Linked DNA regions of Homo sapiens: region 2 is linked to region 1. The links are chromatin loops, found by intact Hi-C in ENCODE. Cell type or tissue: IMR-90. All regions are shown on one strand. Links, peaks and the distances in the headings refer to the core of each region. The heading gives the core; the rest is flanking DNA. Region 1 overlaps CNTN1 (contactin 1). Region 2 overlaps CNTN1 (contactin 1).

Evidence for each region. Peaks named below come from ENCODE experiments on the same cell type or tissue, not always from the same donor. Only the 100,000 strongest peaks of a DNase experiment are listed, where the experiment ranks them.
Region 2: it touches region 1 in a loop (2.2-fold over the local background); 1 of 110 quality-filtered maps calls a loop at or near these places.

What each region holds. Positions count from the first base shown.
Region 1 is chr12:40,954,390-40,963,522 of GRCh38, reverse strand. CNTN1 (contactin 1) reads right to left here. Exons shown (of 24, transcript NM_001843.4): 15 at 4,289-4,409. Among named protein-coding and RNA genes, the nearest start is that of PDZRN4, 230 kb to the left of the region's middle. In IMR-90, for the core only: no CTCF peak of the experiment used is centred there; a DNase peak (open chromatin) is centred at 4,282; H3K27ac peaks cover 770 bases.
Region 2 is chr12:41,051,100-41,060,232 of GRCh38, reverse strand. The region is part of intron 23 of CNTN1 (contactin 1); the gene reads right to left. Among named protein-coding and RNA genes, the nearest start is that of PDZRN4, 130 kb to the left of the region's middle. In IMR-90, for the core only: no CTCF peak of the experiment used is centred there; no DNase peak of the experiment used is centred there; H3K27ac peaks cover 163 bases.

The sequences.
Region 1 (9,133 bases), core at 851-8,850:
TTAAGGCCTCTTAAATATTAAGTAATCTATAGTGATTTAAGTTCTAAATTCCTTCAGGTATATTATACAAACCCCTGTCTTAAAGGGGTGATTCTGAAATTACTCCTTTCACCAACAATATTATTTGGAAAATTGGAAAATTGAGGTCAATATGTGTTCTTCATAGGAAAAAAATAAACTTTCACTAAAATCTTCTATAAGTTATTTAAATGTCATCATATCAAGCATAGCATTTTAATCTCTTGCCACCATGCCTAGCTTATTTTTGTATTTTTGGTAGAGACGGGTTTTTTGCCATGTTGCTCAGGCTGGTCTCAAAGCAATACGCACTCCTTGGCCTCCCAAAGTGCTGGGATTACAGTTGTGAGCCACCACACCTGGCCATCAATTTTCATTTTTTATATAGATTCATATTTTATTTATCTAAATTTGTTAGAATCCTTAGGGGGCTGGTTGAAGGTGTCCTATTTCAGAGTAGATAATCTGCTTTTGCCAGGGTTGTGACGACACAAATGTTTATTTATTTATCTTCATCTTCGATTTTATATGTTAGACCTCCTGGACAACAGCATTTGAAGAAATGTTACTCTTGCAAAAATAATCTCTATACTATAGAAAGACTAACAGAAATGTTGCCAAAGTTAACAGATATAACTCATATAAAAGCCAACTTTGGAAAAGAAAAGTGAAAATTACATGGTCAATACAATCTCATGATTTGAAGTTGTTTGCAGAGCTGGAGGATTAGACAATGCATGCAACTTTACTGGCCTCTTTTCCTCAAGCATCTTTGGACCCAGTTATATGGTAAATAAATTAAAGTGCTATAGCTTTCTATAAGTACACATTTATGCTTTTACAGAATTACAATAGTTCATATCTTATTATCGGGGACATTTTCTACAGATTGTTTTTCTTTGGCGACAATTGCCACTGCTTTCTTCATTTCTAAATCCTACCATACATGACACAAAAAACTCACAGCGGGAGTGTTTTCTCTCAGTAAAAGGCCCCATGAAATCAGATCCAATGCTACATTTTCCATTGACTATATTTTTCCTACATTTAATTTTAGTTTTATATTTAGAGGCATTCAGATTTAACTACTTGACTGCTTACATTCTAAGCTCAATATACAATAAAAAGGCAAGGAATAAATTAAAACACACTTCTTTTCTGATAGAAATTGCTTTCATCATGCTGTATGCATATACTCACCCTTTTCCACCCACAATTACAAATGCGTGCACACATGCACACACACGCACACACACATGTTGATTAGGGCAGCAACACTGTTCTTACTATGTATTCATTTCCTTCAGTGTGATGTAGGCTAAAAGAAATCCACAATCTTAATTATGTCTAAATATTTATACTTTTGTTTCAGTCTTCTCTGATAAGGCATAATCATTTATACACAGAAATAATTTTGTTATAAAAAATTTTTTAGCGATCCTCAGATGAAATTGCTTTCCCCTCTACTGTGTTTACTGTCCTTCTCATTGCACCACTAATTTCAGCAGCTGCAGTTCAGATTACCAATATCTGAATATGGATTAAAATTAGTCCATCTCAAATATGGAAAGTTCTTATAGATTTCTACTGTCTACTACATAACATATTTAATATTTTTTACAAACATGTAATTTTGAAGGGTTGAGTGCAAATCGAATCTTTTAAAAGCAATTCACAATCTAAATGTGCTATTAGATTTAACTACATGAAATGTATTAGTATTTTATTCTTTTGCATAAAGTGAATAATCATCTCTTCAATTTATTTTATTAGAGAGTCTTGATCTAGATGGGGAAATAAAAAATAGATTAGCTTTTTAATGCCTTGTGGGACATTGCTGGCTACGAAAATCTTATGAAAATTACAAATCATTTTCCCAGGAAAATGTACATACACGTAGAATTTTATGTACAATTTCTGGTGGTCCATGGATCCCTTAAAGCCTGTTCATAGACTCCAGGTTATGATTTCCTGAACTAGATACAAAAGTATAATTAAATGAATAAATAGACCAATAATAATATCACTTAAGGCAGGGCATGTCTTATACATTGCTCACCATTATTATTAAAAAATAAAAACAACTGTTTAATTGTCTACCTTCTGGTTTAAATATATAAAGCATATTAGAACATCTATACATGTTTTTGACACAAGTTCTGCAATAGTCAAATATATTTGACTATTTTAATTGCAAATTTCTTTTGATATGAAATGGATACTTTTTCTATTATTAGAAATAAAGTTTGAAGAATGGTTATGACTCTGCTGACTTTAACAGAGGTAAGCAGTATTTTCATGTACCTGTATGGTTTTATTAGCATCCTACTATAGTGCAAGGACTTAAAATGCTGTATACGTTTTTATTTCTACATAATATTGGCTATAGCTTCTTTTTATTGATTCTCTATAAAAATACATATAGTGGTGATAATTAATTACCTAAGTATGTGTGGCTAGTATCATGACTACCCTTGCATTTCATCTGTAAAATTCCTCTTCACTCTGAATATTACAGAGTATTCTATGGTAATAGTACTATGAGTTTACTACAATGTAATCATATGAAGACATTTATGTCCACACACTGTAACATAACTCCTATTGCAATATTAATGCTAATTATTTTCATATGCAAGCAATTTCAATTAAATATACACTTTGGCTACTTCTGGAAATGACTTAACAGCTAGTGGTCTGACTAGGAAGAATGGTGAACTAATCCCTCTAATCCCTCTCCCTAATAATTCTTGAAAACAATCAATGTCCCAGATAACAAAATAAATGAAAATACTGAACCTAAATGAATTTTGTTTGACTTAGGATTTTGTAGTCTCATTTTTATTTGTTATTATTCAATAAGTGGTTTGTGGAATGTATTTCCAAGTTCATTCAGATGAAGAAACTTCAACTAGACTTCTTAAAACTCTATTGGAGAATATATTCAAATGGAGTAGAAGAGTTTTCAGCATTTGCCCAGTGTTGCTTAGGGACCCCATATTAACATTGCTCTAGAGGGAAATGCAGGAGCTGCATGAGATTGAGTAAAATTATATTGACCCAGATGTGGAAGGAGAATTAAAATAAACAAGCCACAAATATCATTTTATTGCCAATTTATCTGATAGTGTGAAAAGTAAAGGCAAAATGTACAATTAATGTTCAATAAATATTTTTAGTAGGTGAAATGTGAAAAAATAGTAATTTTAACTGACACTGAGACAGAAAGAGAGAGCTACGAAACAATGCAAAGGAACTCTGCCATTCACTAAAAAAAAAACATATATGAATTTTACAACTTAGGAGAGTAGATAACTGTGTACCAACTGCTATAAAACATATGAGAGAAAGCAATATATGTTATGAAAATTCAGAAGATCGGAGCTCATATTGGGGACATCAAGAGAAGGATTCATGAACTTAGTATATACTTTAAGACTTGAAGGATGAATAAGATTTGGTCAACAAATCATGAGAAAAAGACATGGAAGGAATACTGTGAATAAAGCAACTGACATGGAAGTTAAAGTGTATTTTTGTGGATTAGTTAGATGGTTGGAGTTGGTTACATGAAGTGAGATATTAAAGGTAAGCAAGCTGGGGTCAACACATGGTACTTCTTGGGTGCAAAACTAAAGGGCAGTCAGTGAAGAGCCAGCTCTTTATTTTAAACAAGGTGTGCTGTGTTCCCAGCCAGCCTCACTGCTATGGCAGCGGCCAGTAGCAAAGGGGTTGCATTTTTAATAAATGTATATTCCATCACAATCTCAATTATATTATTCATAAGAACGAAAACACTAATTTGAAAAAACCAGCAACAAATAAAAACATGATACATGTATAAATTAACTTTACACTCTAAGACAAAAGTGATAAATATATAACAGTTGAGGTTATAGTAAACAGCATCAGTATATATCTTTTCCATAGAAATAAAAAAGGAAACAGCACTATACACAACACACTAAAAAGTATTAGCAGGAAACGAGAACTTTTGGTAAGTCTACAAAGCACAAACATTTAGTAGGAGATATGTGGTGTAACTTTCTAGAAGATACGTAGTTAGTAAAACAAACAAAATCAGTGTTGTTTACTACTTGTCTGGCATAGATCATTCTTAGGCATGGGAAGAAGCTTAAGATCCATTCTTAAGCATGGGATTGAGACTCTAAATATGTAAGAATTTGCACCAGAGTTACCAGAAGATTATACATGTTTATGCAAGTCAAATACTTTTGGTTTTGTAATTTTAAAATGTTGAAACTCTTACCTCTCACTACAAGGTCAGCTGAAGCTGAAGAATTGTCCACAATTGTCTGGGCAGTGCATGTGTATCTTCCAGCATGTTTCAGCTGCGCATTTCGGATTAGTAATTCCCCATTGGAATCCAGCTGTTAGCAAAAACAGCAATTATTCAAATCAGTACATTTTTCACCAATTATGTGGCATTTAAGATCCAAGAGGTAGTTTTTTCCCCTAACAAAATGAACACCACTTAAAGAATGTGTTTTAGACATGCTAACTCTATGTCCTTGCTCTAGGCTTCAGTTTCTCAACTGAAAAATAAAGTGAATAATTTATTGATAAGGTATTTTTTAGCTTTCATATCTTTAACATTCTATTATTTCCACAATCAGAGGGTTATATCGAGAGAAACTCAAGGGATGAAACTATTTCATTGATATCTCTTAAAGAGAAATATTAAGGTCTAATAAGTATCAATAAGTTTTAAGTATCAATGAGTACAAACAAATACTATATGGTTTGGAAGAATGATTGATTTGGTTTCACAAAGCTGATCTAATTGACTAGTTTTAATATGTGCCACAGTTCATTTTACAAAGATACTAAAAGTTTGCAGAAATTGAGAAAATGTACAATTCCACTAACATGTACTCTGTTGCCAAATTATAAGTTCTGCGAGGACAAGAGTATTTGTTTTGTTCAATGCTCTATTCTATTGCCTCCAAGAGTGTTCAACACATATTTTTGAGTCTTGAGGAAATTTTGCTTGTGATGATGAGACACCATTTCAATGTAATTTCCAAAAATAGCTAATAGTTATTCAATGCCTACTCTATACCGGGTCCTGGTCTGTGCAAGTATATACATACATACATACATACACACACACACACACACACACACACACATATATACACACACACATATACACATACATACACACATACAGGCACACACACACATACACACACTTTTATTCAATTCTTTTTTGACAACTGCCCTATGAGATAGGTCTTATTATATCCATTTGATTAACAGTAAAAGTTAGACTTAAGGAATCCAAGTAATTTAACTAAGATAACTAAGGTCACTCAGCTTGTATGGTAGCAGGAGCATGTCAAAGTTCATGTTAATTATCTCCAAGATATTTTCTTAGAATGAAAACTTGGAAAACTCAATTTTTAAATGGACATTTGGTTTTCCTATGAACCAAAAATATTGATTTACTATTTCAGTGATAAATATCTAGATACCTATGATGTATCATGACTGTACATGGAGTGAACGTTTTGCTTCACCATAGGTTCTACCAATAACCTCTTCATATATCATGTTCCCTCCAGTTCTTGGAAAACATTTGGGTTTGCAACCCTTGCTGGATTAATGAGGTTAAGAATAATAGCTGAGAGAGCATATTGGTATAGTTAGTTGGAACAGAATATTAATATCTCCATATAAAGAACTGATCAGTGGCCACACACCTTAATCCTTGATATTAGCCAGTCTTAATTTAATGTCGATTGAGATCTTCCAGTCCCTTGAGGTATAGATTGGTCAAAAATTGAAACAGTTCCCAAGATTTCTACAAATTCCTGCAATAGGGGAGTTTTTTTCCTTCTGTCCTCTTGGTCTGTTATTTATTTATTTATTTATTTATTTATTTATTTTTGTCATACCAGGGAGCTCCAGACTAGAAATTCAGCACTTTCTCTATTTTATCAGAAAACCAAATAGCATGAAGTCTTACCTAGTAAAGTTAGTTTACTGAACAACTGAAGGAGCTGGAACTGGTTATATCAAAAAAAAAAAAAAGGTAGGGTAAATCAACCTTGAAAAGTATCATCCACTGCATAATTCTGTTTTTAAAAGTCCTGTTGGCCGTAAATTTACTGGGAATTTCCCAGTAACCTTCACCTCTCCCAGTGCTCTGCCATCTTGTTGGCAGCCACTCCTACTACCAATCTCTTACTTCTCTCTTCTTTTCTCTTCTTTCTCTTGGAAATAAATAATTCTTATTTTCTCATATTAAGCTGTTTGATTGTTTGATTTTTACTTGGATTCTGACAATATCTATTCTGTTTTTAGTTTTTCCATTTCTTCATTTCTTACTCTTCAATCAATTCTCATCTGAGTCCCACTGCTTCAGCTCATCTTATTTGACTTCTTGATAGCATTTGGCTTTCCTTCCTCAAATACTCATTTTTTTCTAGTCATCTGACTTTCCAGGAACTTCTAGGACATTCTTAACCCCTCCCTTTCTTCAACTTTCTCATAAACTCATCATAAATTCTTGAATTTATCCATTCTTTCCATCACTACTGCCTCTTGTCCAAACTACCCACATCTCTCACCTGAACCCCTACATCTTATTTGATCACTACTTCCACCACTGTTCCACTCTATTCTTTCCTCTATTGGTTACCTAGAATAACCTTTTAAAAATGCAGCTGGGCCCAACTCACTTGTCTCCATAAAAGCAGATAAACTGAAACCTTTAAAATTTCCCTTTCCTGGGACAAAAGCCATAGCATTATTGTAGCCAACTTGATTCCATTCTCTAGGCTCTCTCTGATGCTCCAGCTCACCTAGTGTGCCATCTCACTCACACTCTGCTCTCCAGGCAGAACATTCTCTTTTTAGGACCACAAATGTATCTTGTTCTCTTCAGTCTCTGGTTCATCACATTGTCTTGTCTTCTGGAATTGTGATTCATACCCCTCATAACCTCAATACCCCCTCCCCTATCACCTTCACCTCTACCCAATACCAGTTGAAATCATTTTCTCCAGCAAGTCTTTCCATTTTCTGTGGACTAGGCAGGTACCCTTTCTATATTTTATTATGCTACCATGAAACTTCTGTCATATTACATATCGTAAATGCAGTTAAACACTTTTGTGATTATGTGGTTGAAGTTGTTCTCCCTGGCCGACTATAAGTTTGATGTGAGGAAATACGTCTGTTTTATTTAGCAGACATGTTGTATCCCTGTGTTATATATGTATACAGCTGTATGCGCTGTCTTCTCAAGTCCAGCACAGTGCCAAGCAAATAATCACGCTAAATATGCCTTGTTTGAATGAACTTGTCAAATTGTCAAGAATTTTGGTATCTGCTCTTAAGATAATATGTATTCACTTCTTTTCAGCTACATTCAGAATTATGTTAGCAAGTACATATAACCCATGACAGTGACAGCATTTACTAAACAAATAATGAGGCTTTTCTTGTGTGAGAGTGAAGTACACACACCTTCAGCCTCCACAGATTACCCCTGCACCTAACTCCTGTGCCCCAGCCACAGTGAATAGGGTATACTTTGCTATGTGTTCTCACGTCAAAACTTTGCATATATCACTTGCATTGCCTGGATTGCCCCACCTCCCACTTCCATTACTTGGCTATGAATGTTCAACCCACATTTTGGATACCCCTCCCATATCTGAAATTGTAAGGCTGGATTAGTTATTGCCCTCTGTACAGTTTCATTGTAACTATTCCTTTCTACCGTAATCGTGTCACTGTTGATTTCTTCCACTAGACTGTAATTCCTTAAGGAAAGAACCAGGTCTTATTTATTATTACATACAAAGTACTTAATGTAATATCTGACATACAAGAGAATTCAACAAATATTGAATAGATACATTAAAATAATCTAAAGTGTTTTTATTAAATAGACATTCTTTCAGTAATTTCAAATGGTTTTTTCAGGTAAGATAATGATAATGTTATGAGATAAAATAACTGACTTGAGAAAAACTATTGCTATCCATATCTATGAGATAAACTACCAGGAATGATATATTTCAAATATCTATACACTATTTTCATAAGAAAATAGAAAGGTTATTGGGAAGGTGTGAAAATTTATAGAGAAAACAATATCACTAACATACAAGAAAACTGAACTTCTAACTTTTCCCACCCCTATGTGTAGTAAAGAGTTTAGCCTTGCCCAAAGAGAGGTCTTGCCATTGCCCTCAGCTTCTAGAAGGTAATCTCTATAATATCTTTCTTTGCTTGGGAAGTCTTGGGTCATACAGGATAGTCCAATCATATGATTTAGAGTAGGGGTTAGCCACACCTCTATAGTCTTCAAGCTGGGGCTGGTCATAGAGTAGGAGTTGGGTCATACTGGAAAATCCAACCATGTGATTTCGGGCAAGAGTTAACTACACCTGTAGAGTCTTAGAGAAGGGCCTGGTCATGCCACAAATAGGACATTTTGACTTAGAGTAGGGTCTTCGATTCATGTGGTATCAGTCAACCTAGAGACTGAGATTAACCATGTGAGCAATGAGTCCATCAATCATGTCTAGTTGATGAAGTCCCCCCAAAAACTCTGGACAGAAAGGCTTGGTAAGCTTTGCTGGTTGGCAGTACTTCAAGCATACTGTCACACATCAGAGCAGTCAGAGTAATGCATTTTAACTGCACGGGGAGAAGATAATAGAAGCTCTGTGTTTTGTACTTCTTGACTCTGCCCTGTGTGCTTTTTCCTTTGGCTAATTTTAATTTGTATCCTTCTCCTGTAAGAAGCTGTACCCATGTATATAACAGCTTTAAGAGAATTCTGTGAATACCTTCTAGCGAAGCATGGAAACTGAGGGTGATTTTTGCAACCCCTTGAACTTGCAGTTGGTGTCAGAAGTGAGGGTGGTTTGGGGGACTGTGCCCAACTTTGCAGCTGGCCTAACTTCTTATACTAAATAGAATTCATCTAACAAAGGAGGTAAAAGATGTTATTTTATTACTTATATTAAAATTTTTTTTGAGGTAAGCAGAGAATAAGATTCATATATAGAGAAGGTAAATATGAGTTTTTCTTGGTCTATCATAAAAGTTAATTGACATATATGTCTAAGTA
Region 2 (9,133 bases), core at 448-8,447, 97 kb before region 1:
CCCCCACCACAAAAATTGCTCGTTCTATTGCTTTGCTTCTCTTTTTTTGTGGAGACTGGCTGGTGTTTGTGGGTATTGACAATAAAGAGAAAGAGTGAAACTAACTGGCCATGAGACTCAATTTTCCTTAAAATTATTTCATTTATTCATAAGATTCTGGACAGCCTGATCCATAATATGTCATTAACAAATATCTGTTCATTTTTTTTTTCCGACAAACTCACTCAGTTGCCTGAGTGAGTGCAAAGATGCGATCACAGCTCACCAAAGCCTTTACTTCCCAGGCTCAAGTGATCCTCTCACTTCAGCCTTCTGAGTAGATGGGATTAGAGACATGCATGACCATTCCCAGCTAAGTTTTTATATTTTTCGTAGATATAGGGTCTCACAATGTTGCCCAGGCTGGTCTGGAACTCCTGGATTCAAGCAATCCTCTCACCTCGACCCTGCAAAGTACTCGGATTACAGGCTCAGGCCACTGCACTTGGCCTGTTCAATGGATTTTTTAATTCTTTTAAACCACTTAGTAAGTGCCTAATTTGTCTAGGACACATTACAACATTTATTTTACTAAATTCTTATAAGATACAGTTAAAGTATGTATCATTATTTGTATTTACAGATTAGGGACCTAGGGCTTATATTTACATACCTAAAAGACAGTAAACTTAGGTATTGAACATAAACCAGAATCTAAGCCCAGTACTATTTCCTCTACATCCTGGCTGCTTCATAAACATCTTTAAACATTACTAGAGAATGCAGTGATGCCGCCTTCCTTAATGTAATGAGTTGAGAGTTGAAAATGACTAGAGGTTTCTAAAAGCCTCAATAGCAATGACAGCCAATAATCCCATTCTCTCACTGGTTTCAAATGGTGATGCAGAGACAGAACTACCCTGGAAACTTTCTCAGGATAAAACTGGGGCAAAAAGTTCTGTTGGTCTTCAGTCATCTTTGGCTTTGAGGCTATGACAAATGAGTGATTCACCTGTTTGAGGCTGTATTTTGGTATTTGGTATTAAGATCGGTATTTGGTATTAAGGGCATTAAGATTTGGTATTTGGTATTAAGATTTTTCTCCTAGTGTATTGGTATTTGGTATTTGCTATTAAGATTTTTCTTCTTTTTATGACCTTGAATTCATTTGTTTGTTAGATCTTGGGACCTTATTTCACAATTCAGTGTCATCCATCTATCAAAAAGGATTAATTGGTGTCTCTCTGTTTTGCTATATGCACATGAAGTTCTTATAAGAAATTGTCCAAATTCATTGAATCACTGAAACTATTAAGAGGATCATAACAAGCTGAATCTTCTCTTTGTACTTTCACAGCAGAAATAATTTTTCAGCTATTTTAACTATAGTCTGAAGTGTGTAAGGAGTCACTGGCTAGAATTGGACATTGACTAGTCTAAAAAATTTCTAAGAGATTGTGCTTGTTCAGTTTCTCAACCTGAAGATATAAAATAATTCTAATCACCTTGGATTGTATCTGCACAGAATTTCCTTGGTTCTGTTTATATATTTTTCAGACTTCCTTCTTTTCTGAAAAGGCTCATCCTTAGTCATAGTTTCATGGTGTTAAACCTTGAAATTTTAAGTTCTTTTCAAATTCTTTTTAAGTTAAAAAAAGGGGAAAAAAAGATTAACTTTCATCACTTTTGCAGGAGTTTATTTATAAAATCAGCAGAGTAGTTACTTCTTTCTAACCATTTGGAATTCTGGGAAATTCTTTAAGAAACCATTTTGTTTACATTGAACAAATCAAATTCCCACAAGTGAATGGAACTGAAATTCCTTCAATACCAGCATTTCTATCAGTATTGCCAGGCTTCTTTTATTCATTCCATCATACAATTTTTGGTTATTATTGCTTTTTCTCTTTTCAAGACTTGTGTCTTATTATACTCATTTATCTTGACAGTGGAAACAGGGACTTTTAGGTGTTTGTCAATGATGATATAGTAACATGTATGAAGTAATTCATAATGAATTTTCTAGGTGTTGAGAGAAATGTTAGGAAACCTAAAAAGAAGCTTGGGAGCATTGACTCATTTTGGATTTACTATGTCTTACCTGGATTGTTTTATCTCTTGTTCACTTTACCTGTTTTTCCATGTTGAGGTTCTTGCGTTTGTCACAGGACCACTTCTCTCTCCCTCTATACTCCCTATTCCTGCCACTACTCCTATAAAAATTGTCCATCCTCCTGCACTACTTAGTTCAGTTCATGAGGTACCATGCACTTAATTATTCATAATAGAAAATGCCGTCATTTGCAAAGTGCTTTTTCTTCCTCGCCTGTAATATATCAACTTGGGTGCCAAGTCCAACTGATTTGATCTCCAGTATAGCTCTAGAATCTCTCACGACTCTTCACCTTTATTGCCTGTGCATTAGAAGTTTAGGATCTCATCATCTCATGCTTATGTATAAGAAAAGCAAAATATAAAAATAAAAAAAATCACGCCAAAACGCCAGAAAACAAAAAGCAAAGACCACAAACTTAATCTTCTCCCTTTTCACAGTCTAAATATAACTTATACTCCAATCATACCTCTCTACCTTTATTTCTTAATCTTCCATTCCAAATTCATCAAATAAGATTTAAAATCAAGCAATCAGCCCATCTAAACCAATATCCACTAAAGTGCTTAATTCAGAAATATGAACAGAGTCTTATGTTGATATTGCATATTCTGAGAATTACATTGTTAGCTAGCCATAGGTTGATTTTTTAATACATATCAAAAATATTTCACCGAGCTAAATTAGTTGCACATTAAACTTTAATAATATTTTCCTTGTAAAGGGTCTACTAATGTACATGTGAGATTTTTAAGTGTTATTTATCACCTTTCTTCCTTTTTGTAGTGATCATGGTCTATTTTAAGTTAAGCCTGTGTTTAGAATATAATCTTGGACCAGGAATACATGGCTCTTTCTTTAGAGGAAATAAAATATTATCTAAATATTTATAAATAATATCTAAATATTTATAATAATATTTATAAATATCTAAATATAATAATATAAATATCTAAATATTTATAATATAAATATCTTAATATTTATAAATATCTAAATATAATATTTATAAATATCTAAATATAATATTTATAAATATCTAAATATTTATAATATTTATAAATATCTAAATATTTATAATATTTATAAATATCTAAATATTTATAATATTTATAAATATCATTTATAAATATCTAAATATTTATAATATTTATAAATATCTAAATATTTATAATATTTATAAATATCTAAATATTATAAATATTTATAAATATCTAAATATTATAAATATTTATAAATATCTAAATATAATATTTATAAATATCCAAATATTTATAATATAATAAATTATGATCTAAATGTTATATTTAGATAATACTTTAATTGGACTATATAATTGGTGCTTTAAATATGTTAGTTTTAACTGAGTCAGATGAATTTTCCACTTGTACGGATGGAGTCTAGAAGATTAAAAGAAAGTAATCTGAGTTTATTTAATTTTTTCCTCCTCCAAGAATCATGTGGATTCTGTCTGTTTAGATAATGGCAGAAGCTATGTCAGGTCCTCTCCCAAATAGTTAACAAAATTTGGTTTGGAGTTGGAGTGCTAGAAATTTTAGCTGTGCCTATCTGGCATTCACTATTTATTCTGCAATATAGTAGTTACTTATAGAATGACCTGTGTATTTCTGGGTATCTCTGTTTCTCTTCTCTTGTTGCTATGTCATGTCCCAATATCAGGTTCTTGCTAAAAATTGCCATATGGAACTAATCCCATCCTAACATAGTATACAGATTAAGAGCACATGCTTTAGTGTTAGAACTAAATCATTTGAATTCTGGCTCCTAGCTTAACCAGCTGTAGGACTTTGGACAAGTTACATAAACTCTCTGAATTTCAGTGACTTCATCAGTAAAATGGTGATAGTAACAATTAGCTAATTGTGTTATTTTAACAAAGATACAGAGTGCATTGCTATTATAAATAAATATTTCATGATTGGTGGCTCTTTGTATTATTATAGCTGGAAAATTATTTTCTAACCTACTTTGTTTGTTGAAAAATGAGTGCCAATTGTCTGTGGTCTCTGCAGGCCACATTCCAAAGATTTCTGGTAATGGACTCAGGAAAGAAGTATCTGGCCAGGCCCAGACTAAAGGGCATTAGAAGGTATTTAGGATTTAGGGTACCACTTAATCCAAGCCGGGAGGAATCAGGGCTCTTCTGACTACAACTTAACTACTCTGCATCTCCAAGGTTGTGCAAACTCAAAAGAAGATCTAGGTACTGAGGTACCCGTGCTTCTTCAAAGTAAGAGCAAATCCGTGGCTGTAATGTCCCTGTGTGGGAAGCTGAGAGGGAAGAGAGAGGAAGTCACTGCTGAGAAAGGTACATTGACATGATCCAACTTATAGATAAAGATGCTAGTTGTTTTAACTAAGTGGGCAGGAACCATCTAAATGTGATTAAAATGTGAGTTTCTATCCAAGTCATTTTTCTTTCTTTAGGATTGCTTCTCAGTTTTAATATAACAGGAAAAAACTTAACTGCCAAACCTCCATTCATGAATTTCAATTTAATAAGAACCCACTACTTCTGTGGTCAGTACTGGGTGCAGAAATGGCCTTTCTTCTTCTCAAGAGATCTTGGTTGAATGATAGTAAACCACAACTGTAGTACGGTGTGGTAAACACAATTGCACTTAGAATGCCAAAGATATGAGGGGAGCAAAAAGGAGGGTACTTCCAGGTGGCAGCAGAAAAGGGGTTTCCTGGAGGAGGAGGAAAACACACTAAGGAAGAAGAGATGGGGCAAAATATATGAATGGGTTTTAGAAACACCCACTGTCGTGATGATAACAAAATATTTACCAAGAAATGCATTGTGAAAAAGGGAGAAGCTAGTGAAAGTTATCCTGGATATTCACAAAAAGTAAACTCTTATTCTAAGCCACTGCTTATAATACTCTAAATTAATGTAAAGTTATAGTTGATCCTCTCATGTATATTAATTTCCATTTCATTAATTCATAGACCAATCCAAGATAATAAAAAAAATAATTCCCTTAAAACTTCAACATATTTTATCATCGTCTAGGACATTAATTTTATAGAAGGCAAATACATATTCTATTAGACTATATTTCAAACACAGTTGTGCAAATGTCAGAGAAGTTATTAACCTAGAAGAAAACCAAAACAAAAATATTTGCTACTTGGAATGATGCCTAATCTTCAGTTTTAAAACTTGCAATGTTGGATTTCGTCTAATTAAAAATGGCTGACGATAAACCACAAATGACATACTGTTCATTGACCATGCAGCAGAGCTGTGTAGAAAATATATTAAATGATTGAAACAATATTTTAAAATTAACACATATAAATGAAAATTCATCAAATTTGCAAAAATATATTGCATGACTTGACATTCTCTAAATCACATAAGTACATTCAAGTACATCTAATAACTAGAGAATGAGTTCTTTAAATGTGACATGGCAACTGATAGTGTAATTTAAAGACATTATTCTATGTGAAGTACCTTATTTGTGTGCTAGCTTACAGAATGTATTAGTAACTGCTGAAGATCAATAAAATAATTGAGCAACTGCTATGTTCTGTGATAAGTGCTTTGGTTTATATTATCAATAGGTTAATTATAAAGATAGGAAACTTGTTTATGTTTAAAATGAGGAGAGAATTACCATTTCTCTCTTTGCTAAAGCAGATACTCTAATCATATTTTCACCATGATTTTTCATCTTGTGTATAACTAACCTTGCCTCATACATGTTATGTTCCATGAAAAATAGGTAAGATATTAGGCATTGACAACAATATCTACTTAATTTGTAGAAAAATGTTTATAGTCAAATATGTTCTAGGAAATATGTATAATACTATGTTTACTAGTGCCTGTAATATAGTTGCCTTATTTTTTCCCAATATCGATGCTATAACTCCTAGCAAAATTTATTACTAATTTTATCATTCTCAAATTTTAGAAAAATAAATCTTATACCAGAAAGGATAGTATAGAGACTTTAAGGCACTATATAGTCCTAAATAATCAAGTAGCAATAAGAAAGCATACTCATTTTCACTTTAATTTGAGAATAATATAACTTCTCTTTCTTTGAGGAAAGGGAATTAGCCTCTAAAATTCAGATATAAAATGTTTCCTTTTATATTTATTTTATCTGGCTTATAGAATATTGATTAGTGTTTTACAAGTTTCCATGAACACAATTAAGAGCTGGCATACAATATATATTTTTAAAGAATGAAAGAACAAGAAGACAATAGAGTTTTGGGGACTTTTGCCTTAGTGGTACACTGTATTTATTTTAAAAATGGGTAAAAAAGGATTAAAAAGTCAGAGTAAGAAAATGCTAAGTTAAATAATTCTTTATTCCTTTAACTGAATCCAAAGTTCAACAAGTATAATAATAAATATGAGCTAGCATTATATTATTTGTAATGACATTTAAATATATGTTAGTTATTTTAAAATCTGTTAAAGATTAGTTAAAAGTTCTTGATGACGACAGTTTTCAGTCCCAGGAGCAAAAGCAAAAAGAATAACATGTGGCTGCAGAGAGCTACAAAAGATATGTTCAAACATCTAAATCATCAATATAAAGGGCAACATAATTAACAAAATTACAAAATAACAAGAGTTTCCAGGAATAAGCCACCTTATAAAGAACTGACACTGCATTATTGGCAAATATATATATATATATATATATATATATATATATATATATTTAGTGAAAACATGAAAGAGACAAAATCTAAATAAATTTTGTCTGTGAACTACTTTTTCCTCTACATCAAATTCATTTTGGGTATCATATATCCATGGCAGTGTATTTATATGTTTAGAAGTTTAGTCAGCCATTCATAGTGACTCTATAAAAAGAAAGAATGTCTTTTTATTTATAAAAACCAAGGCTTTCTAAAAATAAACTCAGACTATATAATGTCACGAAAGCACTTGGGATACTTGAAAGAATGTAAGAATTATGAAGACTATATTTTTCAAATGTGATGGCATCATTATTTTTTCTACTTCAAATATTTCTCTATCAAATTGGTTTGCTTTATATTTTAGACTTCTGCTTGGATTATAATATCTATGTAGTCTTAGGATCACACATGCCAGTTCTCTATTTTCTAAGCACATTTATTTTACTAAATATGTAAGTGCTTTTTAATTCATTTTTCTTCTTGTGTCCATTTTATTTTAAGAATTTTCTCTTTAGATTTTATTGGCTCTCACATTTTAGATGCATTCTTTATAACTTTAAATAATATTTCAAGAATTCTTTTTGGCTTAAATTTAATTATAAAGCATATACTGGAAATCCGATTCATGTTTTGTAGTTCTTGAGGATAAATAAATGTTCTTAAGACATTTACTATTGAAGTCTTCCAGATATTGTAATCCAACAGTATTTATCTAGAGAACTTTTTTTGCTAGTTAAATTGAAAAAACAAACACTGAGTCAAAATGGTTTGCCAGGTTCTTTGGGGGATAAAATATAAATATTTACTTATAAGTTATAGGCTACTTCATTCTAAAAAGACTTTCTGATAGTTTACAAAGATAGATAAAGTATGATAAAGAAAACAAATAAGAAAATTGAGAGGAAAAAAGATAAAGTTAGGAAACATGATACAAAATAAGAGGTAATACCAAAATAGCAGCAACATCAACTAAAGCTAGTACAAATATTGCTAATATTTATTGTGTCTGTGTTGTTCCAGGCACTTTTTAAAGCCACTGCATATATATTCAGACATTTTAAAGTAAAATATACAATACTTTATATATTTTGCTATAGGCATGTAGCAGATTTGGCTCTGAGCTTTGGCCATGCAGTGCAAACACGGAAATACATCAGCCATTGAGTTTCCAATGTCTTTATCCAAAAGATAAAAACAAGTAATGTCTCAGGAAGAGCTTATCTACTTCTGGTCTTAAGACCAGAGACAAAGTTTATGGAACAGTCTAGTTGGGCAGATATCCGGGATATAAACTGTACTGGATGCCAACACAGTACTAGAAATACAAGAAATTGGGAAAGCATATTTATCACAGTATTCTACCCCCACAGTTCTCTACTGAAGGAAGATGCTGATAAGCTATTTAGAGTGTGTGTGTGTGGAGAGTGAGTCTGCTATTTAATACATTCCAATAAGTAATATCTACACTGCTCACAGAGAATGGATTATTTAACTGTAGGTTTCTTTGTGTGTGTGTGTGTGTGTGTGTGTGTGTGTGTGTGTGTGTGTGTGTTTGTGTGGGGTGGATGTTAGGAGATGAACTGTTCCAGAGTTTAGACAGAAGTGATCCTCCTTGCATTCTTCCTCTTACAAGATCTCATCTTCTCCATTAAATACATAGTATGCAGGAATTTCAAGACTAATTTAATGTTAATATTAAATTATTTTATTTAGACATTAAATATTTATTTATTGGCCTAGACCAGGGTGCTCACTTCTATAGGTTCACCCCTACCTGAGAGAACTTTCATTCACAGTTCCTTAAAAAGAGGACATTTTTGTATGTGTTTTATAGAAATATATCCTCAACAATTGTAGAATAATATAATAGTAGATTTTGTGTATTTTTTTTGGTTTTGTTTCTCTACTTTATTTTTAATTGCCCTCAGTCTAAGCCAATAGCATAAGACTAAAGTACAATTCAATACAAAATTAATTATATAAGATCACAAAACAGGCTGGGTGCGGTGGCTCACACCTGTAATCCCAGCACTTTGGGAGGCCGAGGTGGGTGGATCACGAGGTCAGGAGATCGAAACCATCCTGGCTAACACGGTGAAATGCTGTCTCTACTAAAAAATAAAAAAAAAAATTATCTGGGCATGGTGGCGGGCACCTGTAGTCCCAGCTACTTGGGAGGCTGAGGCAGGAGAATGGCGTGAACCTGGGAGGCAGAGCTTGCAGTGAGCCGAGATCTCACCACTGCACTCCAGCCTGGGTGACAGAGCAAGACTCCGTCTCAAAAAAAAAAAAAAAAAAAAGATCACAAAGCAATATGTTCTAAAAACACAGCTCACTGAAGGTTTG